3 separate regions of the Homo sapiens genome follow, and all the other regions are linked to region 3. The links are chromatin contacts, found by Hi-C or POLR2A ChIA-PET in ENCODE. All regions are on one chromosome and are shown on one strand. The core of a region is the stretch at or near the end of the contact, and the rest is flanking DNA. Distances in the headings are between cores, read along the strand shown.

Evidence for each region. A loop is a pair of places that touch in the nucleus more often than their neighbours do. ChIA-PET counts read pairs that join two places held with the same protein, here RNA polymerase II (POLR2A). Pooled maps may share reads with other maps.
Region 1: a map with no recorded cell type shows a loop between it and region 3 (2.6-fold over the local background). The contact joins two enhancer-like sites. A Hi-C loop is called at or near these places in 1 of 37 single-sample maps with no recorded cell type and 2 of 50 pooled maps. POLR2A ChIA-PET finds 5 or more read pairs at or near these places in 1 of 52 experiments (H1).
Region 2: a pooled map shows a loop between it and region 3 (2.2-fold over the local background). The contact joins two enhancer-like sites. A Hi-C loop is called at or near these places in 1 of 168 maps with a recorded cell type or tissue (esophagus muscularis mucosa) and 2 of 50 pooled maps. POLR2A ChIA-PET finds 5 or more read pairs at or near these places in 1 of 52 experiments (H1).

The regions. Positions count from the first base shown.
Region 1 is chr12:46,660,011-46,662,926 of GRCh38, forward strand. No RefSeq gene overlaps it. Among named protein-coding and RNA genes, the nearest start is that of SLC38A4, 160 kb to the right of the region's middle. Within about 2 kb of position 1,326, at least 15 of the 41 ENCODE cell types and tissues checked have a DNase peak (open chromatin) inside an H3K27ac peak, as active enhancers do.
Region 2 is chr12:46,920,020-46,922,984 of GRCh38, forward strand. No RefSeq gene overlaps it. Among named protein-coding and RNA genes, the nearest start is that of SLC38A4, 96 kb to the left of the region's middle. Within about 2 kb of position 1,537, at least 3 of the 41 ENCODE cell types and tissues checked have a DNase peak (open chromatin) inside an H3K27ac peak, as active enhancers do.
Region 3 is chr12:46,107,393-46,110,324 of GRCh38, forward strand. No RefSeq gene overlaps it. Among named protein-coding and RNA genes, the nearest start is that of SCAF11, 120 kb to the left of the region's middle. Within about 2 kb of position 1,464, at least 2 of the 41 ENCODE cell types and tissues checked have a DNase peak (open chromatin) inside an H3K27ac peak, as active enhancers do.

The sequences.
Region 1 (2,916 bases), core at 76-2,575, 550 kb after region 3:
GACTCCACTGTTCACAGGAAATTACCCGGTTGGTGAGCACGTGTATAATTTTACCTCGATATATAACCCGGGGTATCTGCCTGTCTCCATGGCAGGATCCACCTCCTCTGCTGACAGGCTCTGTCTCTCTGTTTCTGCATTCATATTAAACACACAGAAGCAACATTTTACCTTTTAGAAGACATTAATTGAACAATTGATATGTAATTTTCCTTCTTGCAAAAATAGATTATAACTATTGTTTAGAATAGAAAACTAGCAGAAAAATTTTTGGAATTATAATAACATAGACACATTTTTAAATAGAGAAGACAAAACAGTCACAGAGAGAAGATAAGAGTAATTCCACAGAGTTTGCCTGGGAGGGGAATGGGTCTTGGAAGGAAGTCTTTAGAAGAAATATTGGTGCCAAAGAGACTGCTTAAAGAAAGGGCTCACCAAGGCTTAGAAATGAGAGAGAGCGAGCAAGAGAGAGAATACTCCACCCATCTGCAAGGAGGCAGATACTAACTTGCCCTGAGAATCAAGACAGCCTTGTTTGTACAGAATAAGCACAAGTACTTCTCATGTAAAGATATTTTCTAAGATGAATGTTTTAAAGGTAAAATGTTAAGATTGTATATGTCTCAACAGTTTCTAAACACAATTAAGCATGAAGTGATCACAAACTCATCAATTTATGCCCCTCTGTCATAATCATTATGAGCATCCCCTTTCACTCTAAAAAATGGCTCCGACTGCATAATAAATTATATGGTTGTGCTGATCAGGAGGAGCATTTGGAAACAGGACCTTTATTGAGTTGTTACGTCATAGAATTCTATCTTTGCCGTTAAAGATTTTGTAATCTCAAGCAGAAAACTCTGAAATAATATTCAGTGTAGAGGGAGGGTGAATGTTTCTGTCTTGTGTTAAAGAAATATGCAAGGGGTGGCCTCAAGTTCTCATTTCTGACTTCCTTTTCTGGTAATGCCGGCCGGAGCATCTCCAAGAAGTTTAATCTTCCTTTGTACAGGGTTAAGAAAGGAACAAAGGACAGGATTTTTCTAAACAATGATATGTGCAAGTCATTATTTAGAACATGACATATGTACAAACATATCTTTCACATGAGCAAGGCAAATACAACTCACTTGGATTTTCCTGCTAAACGTATACAATGGGCTGCCAAAAGTTTCAGTCTCAGGAAATTAGAAAAAACACCAAGGGAGGTCTCTGACCACTTGATTAAGTCTAGAACCTGCCACTAATAGAAAATTCAGTGGAGAGATTCTTATCTTTCTGTGGCTGTTGCAACAATGAGGAGACATATATGTAAATACTAATGTTGCTACCTAACCACAGCATTGAAACAGAATTCTTTCCTTATAGCCTTGGACTGCTTAGTCATCCTGAGAGAGTACCCCTCTCTCAAATGCTCCCTCTACAACAGTGAGACTGTGATGAGAACAATTGCAGTTCAACAATCTGTTGAAGGAGGGAGAAGCCAGGAGCTCCAATACTGACTGGTGTATGGATCTCCTTCAGTCTGATTCTTTCTTAGTTTCTTGCTAGTTCAGTGTCCCCTAGTGGTAACTGGCCTCATTAATGAACAAGCTGGTCACAGGAAATAGACTGGGAGACCTGTATAATCATGGTCTCTTTCATTTGTGTTTTATAATGAACACAAATTCTTAGGACCTACTAAGTGCCAGGTAGTACATCTTCTCATTAACTCTCTGAGTAGGAGATTAGCAACATCTAAAATAAGAAACAGAGGTTCTTATCTACAGAGATAAGAAAACGGAGGTTCAAGGAGCCTAGGTGGCATAGCCAAAGATTGGTATGTTGTAAGAGTCAGAGCCAGGATTTGAAACTAGGATGTTTGATCCTTAGTCCTAATGTTGTTGTTGTTGTATTTGTTGATTTTTAACTGTATTCTCATGTTTCATGAGTCCAAGATGACAGACATTTTCTAGACACAAATACAGCATAGTGGCAATTAGGAAAGGAGCCTCAAGATCACTGAATCTCTTCTGCCTCACCTTGGCTGCCTCTGACCTTTCTGACTTTGTGAGGGTTGGGAGGGCACAGGATAGAATGAACAAAGAACTGGCCTTATTTGGACACACCTGGGTTTACATCCTAGCCCCACCACTCCACCATTCACTCAATAAATATCTATGGAGTACCAACCATACTCTAGGCCCCAGAGACACAGTGATACAGAACCGAGAAAATATTCTTCATTGTATTTCTCTTTCTTTCTGATCCCCAGTTCTGTCAACTCTAAAATTGAGGTGGGTATACCACTGAATATTTTTGGAAGGTGAATATTAAAAGTTATCTAACATGTTATGAAAAGAAAGATAGCTGGTAATTGAGGGCAAAATAGTAATACTGATGGCCCAGTGCAAGGCAGCTTTTGCAAGCTGAAGACAACTGATTGGTCCAATATTCTTAGAACCCTCTTTTGAGCTGGCTGTCTTTAGATATAACGAAATCTGTGTACCATCACATATTTTACTTAGCCAAGTCCTGAATTCTGTTTGTGACATTAAAGGAATGATTTATCTCTTCATCCACTCCAAGCTACGGAGGTGACAGTTCATAATTGTGGAGTTGGGTGTCCAGTGTTGCCACAAAAACAATGGAAAAACTGATATGTTTCCCAGACAAAGGTTGGTGTCTAGATATTTGAGATGATGTCTTTTGAGGAATATATTTAAAAGACTGAATGGTAACATGTTTTTCGTGAGCAATATTTTATGTTATAGTGATGCTAATATAATATTTACTTAGAACTTTGGGTATCTCAGAGCATATTGTTCCTTAAGGAACTTTGTGTTCCTTTTTCTAATACAATAATTGAGAAAACTGGCTTAGGAAACTAAGAAATCACTGAATGTTAGAGCATGAGCATAACTTAAAGATTTT
Region 2 (2,965 bases), core at 287-2,786, 810 kb after region 3:
TTTTCTGGCTTTCCTCGTACCTCTCAGCTTCTTTTCAGTCCACTTTTCAGGATATTCTCCCCTTTCCTTCCCCTAAATATCAGACTCAGGGCTCCAGCCTAGCTTTCCTCCTTTTCTCACTCTGCCTGCTCTCCCTGGATTTGCTGTGCTCATCCACGTCCGTATTGTCAAGTCCATCTCTTGCTGCAGCTCAGATCTTCCTCCTTAGCACCAGACCAACAGACACAGCTGCCTTCCAGACATGCTTTCATAAACATCACAATCACTATTTAAATTTAGCACAATCTAGATCTCAATTTATTAGAGAAAAATATGTTTTTTAGATAAATTTCTACCTTCGTGTCCATCCCCCACTATAAAATGAGATAAACTTTCATATATAAACACATCAAGGAAGTAAATACAATAGAAAATATTTTTCAAATTAAGAATTTGAAGTACATCTAAAAGTAGGTTTTTTTTGCAGAAGTGATCTTTCAACTGTAAATTTTATTAAAATACTTCCATATGACTGTTTAAATAACTTGTTATTTTGCATCATCATCTTAGAATGTGCCTTTTGGGATCGCTTCCACAAAGTCCATCTGAGTTTTTATAATGCATTACTGTCTGATATTGGTGAAGATAAATTAAAATTTTCTGCATTTAGGAAAGAATCTTTACATCCTCCATGACTAAAAACTTCAAACAAATCTGGGCAAATTAAATTGATTCTTACCATGGATAAGATGACTGCCTGGTTCCCCTCTCTAATGTTAATGATAATTTATAGTAGTTTCACTTCCTCAGAATTGGTGACTAGAAGAAAAACCCTTGTGTCAGAGCAGGGTCCATTGAATTTAGCATATAATAACTTCAATAGAAGATCATTACAATTAAGTATGATCAGAACAATTTTCCATAGTATAGGAATTGCCAACAGAGAGGGACAGGGATAGAAGAGAGAAAGGGTGAAATGACATTTTCAAAACAATGAACACAGGCCCCACAAGAGCAGGCATTCTTTGTGTTTTTTTTTAATGTGTTTCCCACAAGCCTACAGTAGTGCCTTGCCCATAGTAGGTGCTCAATAATTGTTGAATGAGGCAAGGCATGGTGGCTCATGCCTGTAATCCCAACACTTTGGGAGGCCGAGGCAGGTGGATCACTTGAAGCCAGGAGTCTGAGACCAGCCTGGCCAACATGGTGAAATGCTGTCTGTACTAAAAATACAAAAATTAGCCAGCCATGGTGGCACACACCTGTAATCCCAGCTACTCAGGAGGCTGAGGCACGAGAATTGCTGGGAGGCAGAGGTTGCAGTGATCTGATATCGCACCATTGCACTCCAGCCTAGGCAACAGAGTGAGACTGTCTAAACAAACAAAAAAATTGTTGAATCCAACTGTTACTTTTCATATGTTTTAACTGAAACATATTTACAGAGTAATATATCTTGTATTTTTTCATTCTCTGTGAAGTAGGAAGGAAAGATTTTATTGACTCAATTTACAGATGAGAAAATGAATAATTATGTGGCTTTCCCATGGTGACATAGCAGGTGAAAGAGCCATGACTCACTCCACTTTCCAAAGGGAAAGGAAATGTAGTGCTTTCTTTGCCTTTGCCTAGTCTTAGAGATTGCATTTTTGTTTGTTTTCTACTTTGGAGGCTAGGGTTGCAAGAGTAAACCTGTTACTAACTGGCTAGCTTGGGGTGAGTAGAACAATAAATGAATGATAAAAAATACTTTGTTAGGCCATAATGAACAGCAAAATTTCAGGTATCAAGGCTAAACAAGTATTAGTTCTGTGTACTTCACATTTTTTCCCTGAAATTTCTAGCTGTCCAAAGTCTGCTTTCTTTAAACTAGACTTCTAGACAAGGAATTGAGAAATTTTTCCTGTAAAGAGCCAGATAGTAAATATTTGGGGCTTTGTGAACCATATGGTCTCTGTTGCAACCACCCAACTCTGCTGTTGTAGCACAAAAACAGCCTGGATGATACATCAGCAAACGAATGTGGCTGTGCTCCAATAAAACTCTATTGCTGGATCCTGAAACTTAATTTTCATGTATCACAAAATTTTATTCTTCTTCTGACTTCTTTCAACCATTGTAAAACATGTAAACTATTCTTAACTCACGGATGGTGGGCTGGATTTGGTCCACGGGGCTGTCATGTGCCCACCCCTGCTAACCACCCCTTGAAGCAATATCATCCAAGCAAGCTGCTCTGAGCACAGTTCTGACAATATTATTTCTTTTTAAAAACTCTCAGTGGCTCCATGCAGGCTATGGAGTGAAGTATAAACTAGTTGACATGAACACAACCCTGTCCATGACCAAGGTCCAAGCTGCATTCTGAGCAATATCCTTCCTCACCTTCCAAGATCTAACTAACTTGGGCTCTCCCCGGAAAGGTCTGCTCTCCCCACCTCCACTCCTCGGCCTAGTCAGCTGTGTCCCCCTAAAATGCCTTCTCTACTCTCATCACTGTTTCTTCCTGCCGAAATTGTACCCTTCCTTCTACCTTCATCTCTGAGTCTTCCCTAACCACCCACCACCACCTTCCCAGCTAGACTTAACCTTTTCTTTGTAGTCTATCTTTTGCAATACATGTTAATTTTTTCTGGTATTTAATAGACTCTGCCCCTATTAATAATTGTGTATATGGTCTTCTGCCCTACAAAGTTATTAACTATTGAGGCCAGAACCTGTATGTTATATTTTGGTTGGGTTCCCTGGTAGATTTCCACACTAGGATTCAGTGGTAGGGTTCAATAAACATTTGGGGAATTTAAATGAATATCCCAGAAAGGATCAAAATGGAAGCACTTAAGTGTTTGAAAATCTATTTGCAATTTCAGAATAAGAAAATAAGTAACTTCACTATTTCATAGTGTCTTCAAGCTGTTGATAATAGGAGAGAAAGGAAATTTTTTTTTTTTACTAAATCGAGTTATTCTTCATTTTATGAAAAAAG
Region 3 (2,932 bases), core at 214-2,713:
TAAGATACTTTTTTGTTGTCTTCTTGCATTGCATTAGGGTGACCAACTTGTCTCAGTTTATGAAGACTTTCCTGATTTCAGCACTAAAAAGTCCGGAGACCTTGAAATCTTCTCAGTCTCAGGAAAACTAGAATTGTTGACCATCCCACCTTAAATGTTGCTGTTGATAAATCTGATAATTGTCTAATTTTTGTTTCTTGTAAATAATATGTATTTCTTTGTTGTTTTTACTTTTAATATTTTCTCTTTCATTTTAGCATTGCATTAAGTTGGTTGCCAGCATGCCGGGAACTGGGCAGAGGGAGGGGGCTAAAAGTGAGGGCATCTCCCTTTGCAGTATGTAAACTTTCTTTTAATTCTTCTGTTTTCAGCATGTGTCCTCAGTAGCGCCTGGCATCCACAAGTCCAGACTTGTCTGGTTTAACTTGCACTCTTCTGCCTGGTGAATTAGAAGTAGCCACTTGGCTACTTGGGTGTTAGAAGAGTATTTGGGGGATTTAATCTTACTTTTTAAAGATTTCCAACCAATTCTTCTTTGGTCTGCTGCTCTCCCTGTCTTTAGAGGTCCTGGTGCTCTTAATTACTTGACTTCCTGGGGTTCAGTAACTTGAATTACCTTGATTATTTTTCATTTCCTTTATTTTCCACCACTCTCTCTCTCACATCAACACCATAGGTTTGGATTTCTACTTTCTCCAGCTCAATAAATCAACTATCATTTATTGATCCTAGTTCTAGCTTCCAAAATTTTGTTGGCATTTATTGTCTTCTCTTCCATTGTCATGACCTTACATATTTAAGCCTTTAAAAAATTTTTCTTTACTTTCATTTTGGTCGGGTTTCAGAAGTAGAATAAGCGCTTGTGTTAAATCTGTCATGTTTTACCAAAATCTCAAGGACTATATATTTTTTTCTTTCTATAAGTTCCATTTAGATTTTGTAAAATCTCCACTTTTTTCTCTTAGGGTCTTATTTTCTTGGTATTTTCATAGGATATGTTTTGAATACTTTTAAATGTACTGATTTTATCATCTTTTTCTGGTTGCTCTTTCATCTCAAGTCATTGGGGGTGTAGCTGACCTTCTTTTTGTCTGTCTTTTGACATTCACTAATGATGGGTTGTGTGGGGCTTGGCTGCTTTTTGGTAATCCCATGTTATATATGTTATAGGAGTGTCCTTCGATAGTAGCTTTGTGTCCTGCACACATGGGAAGGACCTGCATGGACTAATTTCTAATGTTAATTTTTTGGCATGGGAATTCCTAGACTACGAGGGTTATATGATTCCAGTCCTTAGCTTGTGCGAGGTATAGAACCAGGGTTTTGATTTCTTAGTGACATATATGTTTTTTCACTGAGCGAAAGTCTTTCTGGCCTTCTCCCTGCTTCACTGAGGGGTGTCCCTTTGAGATTCTTGGTTTTACAGAGAGATTTTCAGTTTCAACTTTACCTCACATAGGCCTGAAGGAATTACCATCTACCTCTCCTTAGGAAGTGAAACTCAAGAGGATTATGGAGACTAATAAACATGCCTTGGACTATCACAGCATCTGCTCACATAATTACCACCCTAGTTTTCAGTTCCTGCTTTATTTCTGCACCTGGAGTTTACCCCCTTACTCCCACCAAGCTCAGACACACACTTTCATGGTTTTGCATTTTAAATGTCTGTGGAAGGAGGTCTCTATGTTTTCATGGCCTACTATCTTTCCACAATCCTGTTTCTTTGTTTTCTTCCAAAATACTGGTAGGTGGATGTAAAAAAATGCAAAGGCAGACAAAGAGCATGAGCAGCCACTCTAAATTGTCATAACTGAAACAAAAGAAGATGCCAGTTAGGTCCAAGATGGCAGCTTGGAAACATTGTTAGCATGCCTCTCTCACTTGGAAAGACAAAATAGTATGTAGACATTCATGCTGTGAACTTTTTTCCAGGAAGCAACACAGAAACTTAACAGGAAAACTGAAAGAAACCCCAGAACCTTTGAAAGAAGTGATGGGCTGCAACCTGCACTGTGAACCAGGCAGAAAATTGTTTAAGTCCCTAGAGTGGGAGAAGGGGATAAACTGCCTCTGGGATATATACTCCCACAGGGGAGCCAGGCAATCCAGGCCATGGGGGAAAGGCCTTAACCCTACTCAATGCTGCAGCTGACTTAGTGAGTGGTAGGGAGAAGATGAGGAGCGGCATCAGGACATGCTTTGCGTGCACTCTTAGACTCCAGTAGGGATGGAGGGAAGCCATTCCTGATCCTACTTCTCAGGGGACCTTGTGGAAGTCCGCCAGCTAACTCAGGCAGTGGTTATAGGTTGAGAGAAGCTCCCAACTGAGATTTGTAATATAATCTCAAGCAGGGATAAACTACCGTGGCCAGAACTGAGGGGTGAATGGGAAGTGGGCTGTAGCCAGGGGCACAGGAGGTGGGTGCTCCTGTTTCACGAGCAGACTGGGAACTGCATGGCTTGAAAGCCACGGTTTCTGTCTCCATGGGGAAGGCTTATGGCCTGGGGCAGATTTGAGTTCTGAGCACAGACTGCCCGGAACCTAGCTAGCTGCTGCTAGTGGAACACTGTGGTGTGAGACTTGCCTTGCCAAGTGCATGCCTGTTACTCCCCACTCCCTGGGTGGACATTTCTGTGCAGCAGAGGCAGCTGTGCTCCTCCCTGGAACATTACTCCAGTGGCTAGGGAACTGCCCTCCTATCCCCACTGGGACTGCTGCTTGCCCCACATGACTGGAGCCAGTGTGGACTTGCCTGACCTAGCTCCTATCTGACTTTGCCCCTCCACCGCTCCTGGTAGCATAACACAAGCGACAGAAGTTTTGGGAGCTTTATGCCCTGCCCATTGCCTGAGACACCAGAATGCTTCCCCTGGGTGATATAAGGCAAGCACATATTCCACTCCTGCCACCAGAGCTGGTGCTCTTTGG